Linked DNA regions of Homo sapiens: all the other regions are linked to region 1. Evidence: chromatin loops called from intact Hi-C (ENCODE). Cell type or tissue: OCI-LY7. All regions are shown on one strand. Region 1 overlaps LRCH1 (leucine rich repeats and calponin homology domain containing 1). Region 2 overlaps LRCH1 (leucine rich repeats and calponin homology domain containing 1). Region 3 holds the start of RUBCNL (rubicon like autophagy enhancer).

Region 1 (4,000 bases):
AATTCAGCAGGCAAAATGCTGGGCAAATGATCGATTGCCATGGACCTAGCCATGTTGACTACCAGCATCTACCACCTGCGTAACTTTGCGTGACTTTGATCCAATCGCAAGCTGTTCCTCTACCCATGACGGGATTTCCCACAGTCTCCAGAAGGCACTTCCTGAAAATCATTCCCTTTGTCTATTCATGCCTTTAACATGTCATCTCAATGTAGCTTCAAGTTAGAATTCACTGACATTCTTTCATATTCTAACAAAGATGTCTCTGTTCCAAGATCGCTATTTCATTTCCAGATATATGCTAAGATAAAATTCAAAATTTAAAAAATGCCCAATTTTTCCAATTTGCTATTCATAGCAGCACCAAGTGTCTTAAATCATAAAAATGGAAACATCTGACAGACATACTGCAACTACAAGATCCTTATAAAGTAACACATGATTTTTTTTATCTCCCTGGAGAAGTAAAGATGCTTTGATTTATAGTCATGATCAGACTGTACCAAAACATGCTGCCTCCTTGAAGCAGGTAATATTTAGGGCTGCAATACAAGCTTTCCTCGGTGTTCATTAGGATCACAGTGTTTCTTCAGAGCTGCAGGAAACATTCAAAATTCACCAGCCCTTTATCTATTAGAAGAGATAAGCACTCAAGATGTGTTCCCAGGGAAAAAAACATTTTTGATCATGTCAACTCCCTCATCTATGATAACCATCCAAACCTCAGCTCCTCCTCCTTTCCTTTGAAACTAAAATAGGAAGCACTGGCATGAAAAACTTCTGCTTTTTAAAGTCTCAAAACTGGTTACTTGTATTTAAAAGCCTTTTTGCCTGTTTAAAACTAAAAACACTTTTACACCTTCATTAAAGTTATGACCGATGTGTTTAATTTTAAAGACATAGCTGCCATTCTTAATTACTTCCTCTACCTTTAACATCCCTGTCTTACATAAAATATTCAAAAAAAAAAAAACAATGTGAGGCCGTGCTTTGGATTCCATGTGGCCAATTTCACTCTGTGGCAGTTGCCAGCAGAACTCCACATCTAGAACAACCAGTATGTGCCTAAGGCCTTTCCTGTTCTTTTTGTTTCCTTGAGTTTATTCCTGTCAGGTGTAAGCACTCCAGAAATGTAGAATTATGACATAGGAACTCACACTGAGTCATAGCTGGAACTCATCTCTTCTGAGTTCACAATTAAAAACAAATGAAATCTAAAATTACATTGAAAACATAAAGGTAGATGGAAGTTTAAAGTGCAGATGTGGCTTCAGCCCCAGCTGGATATGCTCAGGGGGGAACAGATGTCAGTAATAAACCTAGGAGAGCTACAAAAGTTAGCTTATATCCATCACCAAGTGAAAATGCTGACGTACATATAAAACTGTGCCCTGCCTGCTTTCCTACCCAGTCTGAGTGTGCAATATGGAAACAGCCTGGAAAAGAACCCAGAAACCCTGTGGAGATGCAGAGCAGGTCTGCCACATCAGCGGTGAGGAAGTCACTTACTGCATGGTCGGGGTAGGCTAGCCATGCAGCACCATCAGGAAAGGTATGGTTTCTTCTAACACTTGGCACCTGGCCTATGCATCCTCTAAGTTCACCAAAGAAAGAAAACACATAATCTGCGGTTACATTCATTAAAGTCTGCCACAGGAGAATAGGGTTCTCGATGGGTATGGGGAGATGACAGAACAAAACTATAAATGACCAGGAATGGAATAAAATTAAACCTAAAGTGACCAGGGCAAAAAGCAAACCCCAGAATGATCATCATGGTATTAATAATTACATAAAGACTATAAACTCAGAAGAAGCTAGGAGAACACCCAGAGCCTGAAAGTTGGAGAAGGTTATAGCTGCCACACTCTTTAGATGAAGTTCATTTATGAGACTTTCTTTATATAGCCTGTATAGTTACATAAACTAGAGTCAATCAGGTTTTTCTAAACTGCGCTCTTGTTACTAGATCTTATTACAGTCTTCACATTTCAGAGCTAAATTAAAAAAACACACACATTTAGCCATATGTTTTCTATGGAAAGCACTAACCATACATTTGAAAATGAGGGTGACTTTCTTTTTTGTATTTTGCAGCCAGGATATTTTATTCACCAAAATTAAGCGAAGCAGTTCCTACTTATGAACTCATATGAACTAATTCAGCCCCGTCAAATCGAGAAACTTTAAATATTAAATTCTACTGTACAATCTCAGCTGGAAGTCATCTCTCTCTCCACCAACCTTCCAGGGCACTTGGCACCTATCCTATAATGCAAACATTCTGTGTAGCTCAAGGAGGTGGCCTGATTTGGTGCATTCAACAGTGGCTAGAGGTCTAAGCCTCTTTGCTTCTGCAGGGAGACAAAGAAAAATCATTTACTATTTTGCAAAGATCGCTTCATTGAATTTTCTTGGGGTCAATAGCCCTTAGCAGAAAACAAGTATTCCACACTTGTTCTATAAGGTTCTAGGAGGTTCTTACAAACCTCATCAGCAAGTAGTATTTTTTACATAACTTGCTATTAGCTTGGAAATTTACTACAGTCTCTGTTTATTTTCTTCAGTTGTTAAATATGTACTTTTTTTTTTTTTTTCACTGAGATTAAAAGAGGAGTCCAGGCAAAACAGTAAGAACATGGGTAAGAAATGGAAAGACAATAAATGTCTTGACTTGTTTTCGGGACTCAGACTGCCTAGGCTTAAATGCCTGCAATGTCACTCCCTGGCTCTCTGTTCTTGGCAAGTTACTTCACTTCCCAGGCACCTGGTACCCACCTCTCAGGGAACCTGGTATCTATCCTATGATGCAAACATTCTCTAGTTCAAGGAGATGGCCTGATTAGGTGCATTCAACAGTGGCTATAGACCTAAGACTCTATCAACTTAAAATTAGTTTTATAGAGGAAATGATACCTGATAAAAGGACACAGGAAAGAAGAAAAAAAGTTCATTTTTTCTTCTATATCATTATTTGTGGTCCAACTTCACCAAAGCTACCACAACAGACAAATAATGAAATCAGATCAGAGTGAGTTTAGAATTCAGAAAAGCAGAAGAAACTGACAGAGATTGGGAGTCTCCCTGGAATGGATGTAGTGGTGGCACCAGCCTCATCAGGACCTGGCGATCAGAAGGATGGATCCCGCCTGGGCCAGCCTATCAGCAAGCAGCTGGAACGAAGGGGCATGCCGCAAACTCACAGACCTGCCCACGGTTAACTAGGCAGCCACTCTCGCCAACACACAGAACAAATTTACTCAAAACATATCCTCACTCTCTGAGATTGTGGTTTATTCAGATCACGTCAGATCGTGGTGACGTTTCACTAAAGTCACTTTGATTTATCCTGGTTCTAAAATTCAGTGTCTCTCTGTGTAGGCTCTTTGATTACTGCCTTTGTATTCTCCAGCACGACCGAATCAGCTACTAGGTATTGGGATTCCTAGAAATGTTTGAAGAATGGCATGTCCCAGTTAACCACTGACTAGAAAAACCAAATTTGTCTAGTCAATTCAGGATTCAGATGTCAAATGGACAAAAAAAAAAAAAAAAAAGGAAAGAAAGAAAGAAAAAACCTCTTAAGGAAAAACTTTTTTTTTATTTCAAGTCTTGTTGAAAAATGTTTGAAAATACACTGATGAACTTTAGTACTGAGTAAATGGAAGTACTGAACATCACTTAATACTTTTTGATGATTCAAAGCCTACACTTCCATAGGGTTTCAAAACAGCTATAAATACAGGGCTAGTAATCCAAAGGAGGATATTACTCCCAGTTTAAAGGCAAGCAGGAAAGGCTACATTGGGGCAGAGGCTGGGACCCGTGTCCTGAAGGGACATGGGGATTTGAACAGGTGGAGACTGTAGAGGGAAGGGACATAGGAGGACAGGTGGTAAGGGAATTTTAGGTAGAGAAACCTCACAAACTTACAGAAGCCATAAACCCAAAATCATGGTCTATATTGATTTTTAATACCAATGCGAGAATGAAGGGATCT
Region 2 (4,000 bases), 72 kb before region 1:
TTTTGCTGCAACTCACAAAACCACCGGGCTCATTTCCAACATTTTGACTCAGCTTCCTTTTGTTAAAACAAGGGTTGCTACAGTTTAAGTCTGTTTTGGTATCTGCAAGAGAGCTAACTAAAAGAGAAAGAAAGGAAAGTTGGTCTTCTGGCAAAGTGGAACTGCAGCCCAGAGGGGTTTAGTTCCACAGAGCAGCCAAAAAAGTCTAAGTTGATGTCTCATCTCTGCTCTACAAGAAGAGGGTCTCTACCCAGAAGTTTCTGAACTTTCTATCATCAATGCTTAGTTTTCATGGAGATGGAAAATACTAGATAAATAAAATCTACGAACCATCCTTATTTATATGTCAGCCATTTATTTCAATCTCCTCCCCCACAAAAAGCCCCTTTTTCCTGCTACCAAGCAAAAAGACAGATGGGTTTCAGTTTCCCTTTCTTTCTCTGCCCTTCTGGTGTTGAAGCCAACAACCACAGAGTGAAATATCTAAAAATCTGTATGTCATTCAGTGTAACTATTTAATAAAACTGCTGTGTGTTTGCACACACATGCATAAAGTTTCAGAAGCTGTGTTCCTGTGTGAGTGTATTTATAGACATGCATGTATCTGTGTATGTGAGGGGGAGAGACAGACAGAATGGAAATACACCAAAATACTATCGGTACTCCTCTTCGGGTATAGGTACAATGGATGGTTTTTATTTCCATTATTATACTTTGATGTATTTTCCAAACTTTCTACAAGTGCTTTTATCATCAGGAAAGAAACATCATTATAAAATGATAAATGTGACCTGGATATGTGTTACGAGTGCTCCTATTTGTGAAAATTCTTTATTTTTTATTTTTTATTTTTTTAATTATACTTTGAGTTCTAGGGTACATGTGCACAACGTGCAGGTTTGTTATATATGTATACATGCGCCATGTTGGTGTACTGCACCCATTAACTTGTCATTTACATTAGGTATATCTCCTAATGCTATCCCTCCCCCCCTCCCCCCACCCCACGACAGGCCCCGGTGTGTGATGTTCCCCTTCCTGTGTCCAAGTGTTCTCATTGTTCAATTCCCACCTATGAGTGAGAACATGAAAATTCTTTGAGATGTATACTTATGATCTGTGCACTTTTCTGAATATATGTCATTCTTCAATTAGAAGTTTGACTCTCCTCCATATGAGGGAGCAGAAATCTGGTTAACTGAAGGGCAGCTCTACCTGATGAGCTCAGAAAAAGCAGGTGCTGTGCTGTGGAAAGAACCTTTCTAATCTGGGCACGGCCTTGTCAACACCTTGATATCTCTGCTGCTCCAGGGCACTCAATTACCCATGTAACTATGTTTTAGCAAGAAGAGATACAGTCATATCTTCTCTCCATTGTGCAGACCCATGGAAAAAGCTATTTCCAGAAAGAGGCAGATTTTTCTTTAAGAGGGTCCAGCAGAAGGAGGGAGGAGATTGAGTGCCCTCCTGGTAGGTTCCTGGCTTGCAAAAGACCAACCAGCTCTTCACTTTCCCTAGTTAGCAGGATTGGACCAAGAGAATAAGGGCAATGGGCCCGCACTGGCACTCTCTCCTGGTCTCTGGGGACGGTGGAAGGGAGGAGCTAGGGCCAGCAGCCTGTGTTTCTGCCTCTCACATCCCTCCCAAGGCTCTCTCTCACCAGCAGGGGCTCAGTGGGACTCTTTTGGCTGGAGGAGGGGGTCTTCCTGTTACCCTGCTGTGAGGGCTTTTTTCAAGCTCCAAAAAAGGCTCCTTCAGAAAAGAGAACTCAGTTTATTAAAAGGTGGCAAGCAAATAATTTGAAATGTAACTTGTGGTTATAAAATATTTGTTAATATGCAATTTTATAAAGTGAGGATCGGCAAATAAAAATGTTAATAAGGCAAGTCTATTTATTTGGAGCCATACGTAAACCTCCTTTTGAAGAGGGATAATGAGAACAAAGATTAGTATTTTCAAGAAAGTTCTACATTCCTATTTTTAGCAGAGTTAACAAATACAAGTTAAGATCTTTCCTACATTTCTTTGCCTGGAAACTCAGAGTTACACTCTAAGTTATCCGTCTCACTAGTTGGTGCAGGGATCTAACCAGATTAGCAGATATGGAACTGGGAGAGTCATGTATCATACTACTTTGAGAAACACAAAGAAAGTTCTGCTCATTCAGATGCGTGAGTATTTGAGATTACATGGGTTTATTCTCATTGGAAATCTTCCAGAGTGGGTACTTACTTAAAATAAAATAAAATTTAAGCTTGTGAAAACATTCATGGTCTCTTTGAGGGGAACGGATGCTTTTTACACTAAAAGCTGCTGATGGAATGGCCTATCTCATATTTATGTTCCATATATGTCTTGTTTACACTGTAGTTAATCATCTGTAGACTTACCAATTCACCATGCTAAGAATTTAGTCACCGTACAGCAGGCCACAGACCTGGGGCACATTTCTTCGACTTCATCTCTCTGCTCCCTCAGCCTCTACTTCATATATTTTATCACAGGATGTTCCTGTATTACTTGTAATTTCCCCAATAGAAAAAGGAAATACACAGGCACACAAAAGCCCATTTGCTCTCCAGCAAATATTTAGACAGGAGAGGAAAAGCTGCATTCCCTTTAATCCTCTACCCACTAGCAACCACAGCAGCAGCCTCAGCTTTTTGAAACCACTCTTCTGGCAGCAATTTTTCTCAAGCAAGTAAGTGCCTCAGGCCACAATCCACTATCCTACACCCCTGGTCTTCTGCAGCCTTGGTGCTATAAACTGGCTCTGTGCTGAAAGAACGTTTGAAAATAAGGCCATATTGTATCCGACAAGCTACATCACCAGAGCCAAGTCTACACCCCCACCCCTACCCCAAACCTGTCTCTTTGTCACTGTCCCTGCAGAGTCTGGGTTGAAGATCAGGGTGGGGAGGAAAGAGAAAGAGAGGGAAGGCAGTGGGCTTTTACCAGATCCATATTATTGTGAATGCTTCATCTTCCATCTTTTTCAGTTAAATGACTTCCTGCTGGATTCATTTGTCTATTTCATCATTTCAAGATGAAATAAGGCAGCTCAATATAATCTAAACATTCTTGGCAGCCTAAATTTGCAGGATACATTTATCTTGGCTTCAAGTACCACTATCCCTCACTTAACTCCTAAATTAAGGAATTTACAAACCAAATCACTTTTTCTGGTTTTACTTTTAGAGTATTATTTTGATGTATTTTGACTATGGCACTTATTGATGTCCATAGTTTGAGTCTCAATCTTAGTATCTGATATTATTTATTATTGGTTTATCAAAAGGTTATTTTCCTTAAGATATGTGATTATAAAGACATGCTATGTTCTTACAGGTGATTTTATTAACAGAGCATAATACCCACATTTTTAAATTCTACTGGAATATACCTCTGTATTTTCAGTGAATGGATTCACTTAACAGAATACAGAAAATTATTTTCACTTAGAAAATAATTTATAGAAAAATTTATATAACAAATTTACTCACTCAATTGGCTGCTTGGTGTGGCAGAAAAGTCACCAATTGTAAAAACCTTTCAGATTGTCAAGAGACTGCCCCTCCCAGACTAAGCCAATTTTTAAGTAAGAGATAAAGAGAGAAAGGCCACCTGTTGTGAAATTTTAAGACCTGGGTTCAAATACCATAGAGATGATTTGCCACAAATCAGGTAAATCATTTAATCTCTCTGGTTTTCTCAGCTATAAAACAGAGACAATAAGACCTACCTAACACGACATTATAGATGTGAAAATGCTTAGCCCAACACCACATCCATATATAAAGATTAAACCTCACCTAGCCACTAATGTAACAAAGCAGCGAGGAGGTGACCATAGAGAGCATAGGTGTGCTCAGCTCGATTTTACAGCCACGTGTTGCTTAATGACAACGATACCTTCTTTAAAATGCTTCATCATGCCATTGTGTTATTGTGTGAATATCACAGAAAGTACTTACACAAACCTAAGTGTCTAGCCTACTCC
Region 3 (4,000 bases), 210 kb after region 1:
CCTCTTTCCCTTTAAGTATTCCTGAAACTGGCTCTTGCCTGGTCCCTTTATTTCATTATTCTTCCATCTTGCTGGTAGTATGGTGGAAATTGGACATAGGGTTTGGTGTCAGATACACCTGCCTTCAAAGCCTAACTGTGCTACCTATTAGCTCTGTGACCTTGGGCAAGTTATTTGAACCTAAGTCATAGATTTCCCCCTTGCGAAATGGGAACAAATGATTTGTTATTCTCAGGGATGTTCACAGACTTGCTTAAAATAATAAGAAAAAGTACCTGGCACATAGCCGATACTCAAAAAATGTTAGCACACACCCACACCTTTTTCTTTCTGATTCATTTAAGGTAAGCCCTTCCCAATCGGCCTTCAGCTGACCTGAATTCCTGGGATACTGTATTTGGAATTTTAAATATTCCAAATATCCAGAGTTCTTGCAGGTCAAAGCTGGTCTATGCTCCAAACAGGCTGCCCCCAAGGGAAGCAGGGTAATTGGCAGCTAGTATTCATCTGACTTTTGTCATATTGATTCAATATTTTATCTGAAGATGGCAGCAACTAGTACATGGTGCCACCGTTTAGCCACTCCATGCCAGAGGTACCAGGCAAGTAAAAGCCAAATTACCAGTGCCTCTGCTCCATCCTGGAAATGACAAAGGACAAAGCCAAGGAACCCAGGAAAGTGCAACGGGATTTGGTTTTATGCAGCAGGGAATCTTCTAAGAAAGCCAGGACCGGTTCACCTACGTGTCATTACCAGTGCAGGCAGCTCAGAGGTCCTTCCCCGGGAGAAGTCAGGGCACCGCGAGAGAGAGCTTAGCTTCCTTCCTTCCTCCATCCCTCCCTCCCTTCCTTCTGGGACTTAGGTTCCTTCCTTCCTTCCTTCCTTTCTACTTTTCTTTCCTTCCTTCCTTCCTTGGCTTTGGTTCCTTCCTTCCTTCTACCTTCCTTCCTTCCTTCTTTCCTTCCTTCCTGGGCTTAGGTTCCTTCCTTCCTTGGCTTAGATTCCTTCCTTCCTTCGCCCTTCCTTCCTTCCTTTCTTTGCTTTCCTTCCTTCCTTCCTTCCTTGGCTTAGGTTCCTTCCTTCCTTCCTTCCTTCTTCCCTCCCTCCCTCCCTTGGGTTCCTTCCTGCCTGCCTGCCTGCCTTCCTCCCTCCCTCCCTCCTTCCCTTCTTCTCCTTTCTGTTTTTTTTTTTTTTTTTTTTTGACAGTCTTGCTCTGTCGCCCAGGCTGGAGTGCAATGGCGCGATCTCGGCTTACTGCAACCTCCGCCTCCCGGGTTGCTCCTGCTTCAGCCTCCCTAGTAGCCGGCATAACAGGCACCCGCCACCACGCTCGGCTAATTTTTATATTTTTAGTAGAGACAGGCTTTCACCATGTTGGCCAGGCTGGTCTCGAACTCCTAACCTCAAGTGATCCATCCGACTTGGCCTCCCAAAGTAGGTGCTGGGATCACAGGCTTGAACCACCGCACCCGGCCAGAGCTTAGGTTTCTATTCGTGACAACTTTCTGTATTGGTTGGCAGGTTCTCCTAGCACCACCATGATCTCAGGACTAACCACTGCACACCCGTGATGGGATTCCAAACCTTCGCTGCAAGAGGACAAGGTGACGAGTTGCTGACAGTGAAGGCTAAACTAACGCGGACAGTGAAGTGCTACATGAGTCGGACTCAGACTCCAGGTGAAGCAGCCAGCAGAGGTCAGAGAGAGACAGCTCACGTTCCGGGTAAGTTGCAGGTCGATTTCAGGGCCGACTCATCCAGATTACTCATTCTTCATTTCAGGCAATTGTATGACTGCTAAATACTGCTGCTGGGGGCATCTGGGGTTGGGAAGTCATTTCTGCCAGGTCTTTGACCCCTGAAAGCGTCGTTGCGTCTCGCGCCGCGGGTAGGCAGGGCGGGATTTCTAGGAGGACCGGCAGAGGCGCGCATAGGTGCGTGGTGCTGGGCCCGGGCGCCGCGGCACCGGTGTAGGAGCGCGCATCTCCAGAGTTTCTTCCATCTGGGCGACGTCTCGGTGCCTGCGGCGGGAACGGCGCTTTGCTTCCCTGAGGAGCTTCTAGAGAGCTACGGTGGCCCCCGTGTGGGAGGCGGGGGGCGTGGCGGCGTCGGGGCGTCGCTGTCCCCTCCTCGGTAGCTCTCCTCCCTCCCCTTTCTGCTGTTACCGGGAGCGCGGTGGCCACGGAACGCTGCCCGGAGCCGCGCGAGGGAGGACCCGACGCGCGGCGTTTACCCAGCGCAGCGTTCCACCGCTCGGGTTTGGCTGGGTGAGGCTGGCGGGGCCGGGGGCGAGATGGGAGCGGCGCGGGGTGGAGAGGGTGGTTGGAGAAAGGGAAGGGAGGGCCGCGGGAGAGGTTGGATGGTGGAAGTGGCGCCAGAGAGGTTTGTGCCCAGCAGAGACACCCAGGTATCTTAGGGTCGCTCAGAGCAGTGTCGGGGACCCCTTGGAGACAGTAGGAAGGGGCTCCTCGCGGGGTGGCGGATTTCTATCCGGTTGACTTTGTAGAGTGAGGTTGACCCTGTGTTCGGCTTGGGCCGGGAAGGGCGCAGAAGCGGGACCTCAGGACACTTTTACGCAGGGCGATTCTCAGAGACTACAAAGCCTGCGCCCTGCGTCCTCCCAGGCGCAGTGTTCTGGGATCAGTGTCTTTTCTCTGTTTTCGTCCTCAACACAGCCAAAGTCGTGGATATGTGGTGACAGAAAAACATTTGGCTACATAACTGAGCTAGGCTGGAGTGTGAAATCGCGGCGTGTTATTTGGTCCGGGCGCCCTACATAGCAACCCCCACTCTTCTCGCCCCCAACCCCCCGCCACGCCGGACACGGTCAGGCGGGCGTTCCCCCAACCCGCCCCTTGTGAAGTCCACCTGCTGAGACTGATACAGATCCCCTGCGAACTTGATGCTGTCCGCTTGGAAAACGTGGAGAACTTTCAGAGGAGGGGTTATTTCGCCTTGAGTGAAAATTAAGACTCAAAGGAAAAGGTATACTCAAGAGCTGCCCTTACTGGGTTATTTCTGTGGAATTTGGAAGGATCTTTGAATTGAAGATGTGGTGGGAGCGCGCAGAGAACAGAGAATCCGTAAGCTTGAGTTTCTTAGACCCAGTTTCTTAAAGCCAAAGTAGCGGGGAGATCTTGGCAAGTCAAGAAACCTTCTTGAACTTCAGTTCCCTTGCCTCAGGGGGAGAATACTCCAGCCATACCCCACTGTGTGGTTTAGAAGGTTAATGGCCTGGAGGGAGGGAAGTGTTTTGAAGCCTATAAAGTATCCTGTGAAGGTATCACCACATTGCTGCCCACTGAAACACTGCCGGCCGCCGACAGAACTTTGTTTGGAGCCGAGTTAAGACAGCATCTTTATGGCAGTGCTGGGGTTTTCGTGATTACCGGTCCAGAGTGTCAGGACACCTCTGTTTCTCAAACCCCAGTTTCTGCACTGCCACATGAAACTGCTCATTACTGAGTGACAGCAGAGGACAGGAACTTTGCCTTCTTCATTAACTTCTTTAGGGCCTTTACAAAGTGGGAGATGGTAGGAACTTTGATGAAAATTGAGGGTCATAGCCTTGGAGCGGGGTGAGGGGTTAGATTTGACTGGACATAGTCTTCATGCAACCGTTTAACAACAAAAACATTGTTGGCTGAGTTCTTGTTTTTTGATACAAGGAACATTCTGTCGGAGCCAAGGTTAAACATCCAAGAGTAAACGTTTGTTGGTTTTTTTTTTTTTTTGCATGATCTTTAGAGGATAAGTAAAAAACTAAAGAAAGGCTGCATTGCTTGCTGACACATTTTTTCCCCACCCATCTGAAGGCACACAAATAATAGCACTGGCAAATTTGAATAGTTTCCCTTGTTACCAAATCTACGTTCTTATTTCTAATATGGAACGATTATTTCTAGTATGGAGAGAAATATGGAATTTCTAATATGGAAGATTTAGCATGGTGTGTCATTGTAAAAATTTAGGCAGTTCTTGGATAAGTATGTCCAGCCT

The links. A loop is a pair of places that touch in the nucleus more often than their neighbours do. Peaks named below come from ENCODE experiments on the same cell type or tissue, not always from the same donor. Only the 100,000 strongest peaks of a DNase experiment are listed, where the experiment ranks them.
Region 2: a loop joins it to region 1, with 2.3 times the contacts of the local background. A loop is called at or near these places in 18 of 110 quality-filtered maps.
Region 3: it touches region 1 in a loop (6-fold over the local background); 2 of 110 quality-filtered maps call a loop at or near these places.

The regions. Positions count from the first base shown.
Region 1 is chr13:46,592,841-46,596,840 of GRCh38, reverse strand. The region is part of intron 1 of LRCH1 (leucine rich repeats and calponin homology domain containing 1); the gene reads right to left. Among named protein-coding and RNA genes, the nearest start is that of LRCH1, 42 kb to the right of the region's middle. RefSeq lists a silencer at 1,405-1,454. In OCI-LY7, no CTCF peak of the experiment used is centred here; DNase peaks (open chromatin) are centred at 512, 1,550, 2,286 and 3,270; H3K4me3 peaks cover 4,000 bases; H3K27ac peaks cover 4,000 bases.
Region 2 is chr13:46,664,533-46,668,532 of GRCh38, reverse strand. All of the region lies in intron 2 of LRCH1 (leucine rich repeats and calponin homology domain containing 1), which reads right to left. Among named protein-coding and RNA genes, the nearest start is that of LRCH1, 110 kb to the right of the region's middle. RefSeq lists enhancers at 182-231, 292-511, 1,027-1,076. In OCI-LY7, CTCF peaks have their summits at 1,460 and 1,663; DNase peaks (open chromatin) are centred at 412, 1,242 and 1,642; H3K4me3 peaks cover 1,945 bases; H3K27ac peaks cover 3,235 bases.
Region 3 is chr13:46,385,402-46,389,401 of GRCh38, reverse strand. It overlaps RUBCNL (rubicon like autophagy enhancer), which reads left to right and starts at 2,150. Exons shown (of 15, transcript NM_025113.5): 1 at 2,150-2,268. RefSeq lists enhancers at 1,374-1,483, 1,504-1,603, 1,634-1,913, 2,294-2,383. In OCI-LY7, CTCF peaks have their summits at 373, 576 (motif pointing right) and 1,678 (motif pointing right); DNase peaks (open chromatin) are centred at 661, 1,761, 2,631, 3,331 and 2 weaker places; H3K4me3 peaks cover 4,000 bases; H3K27ac peaks cover 4,000 bases.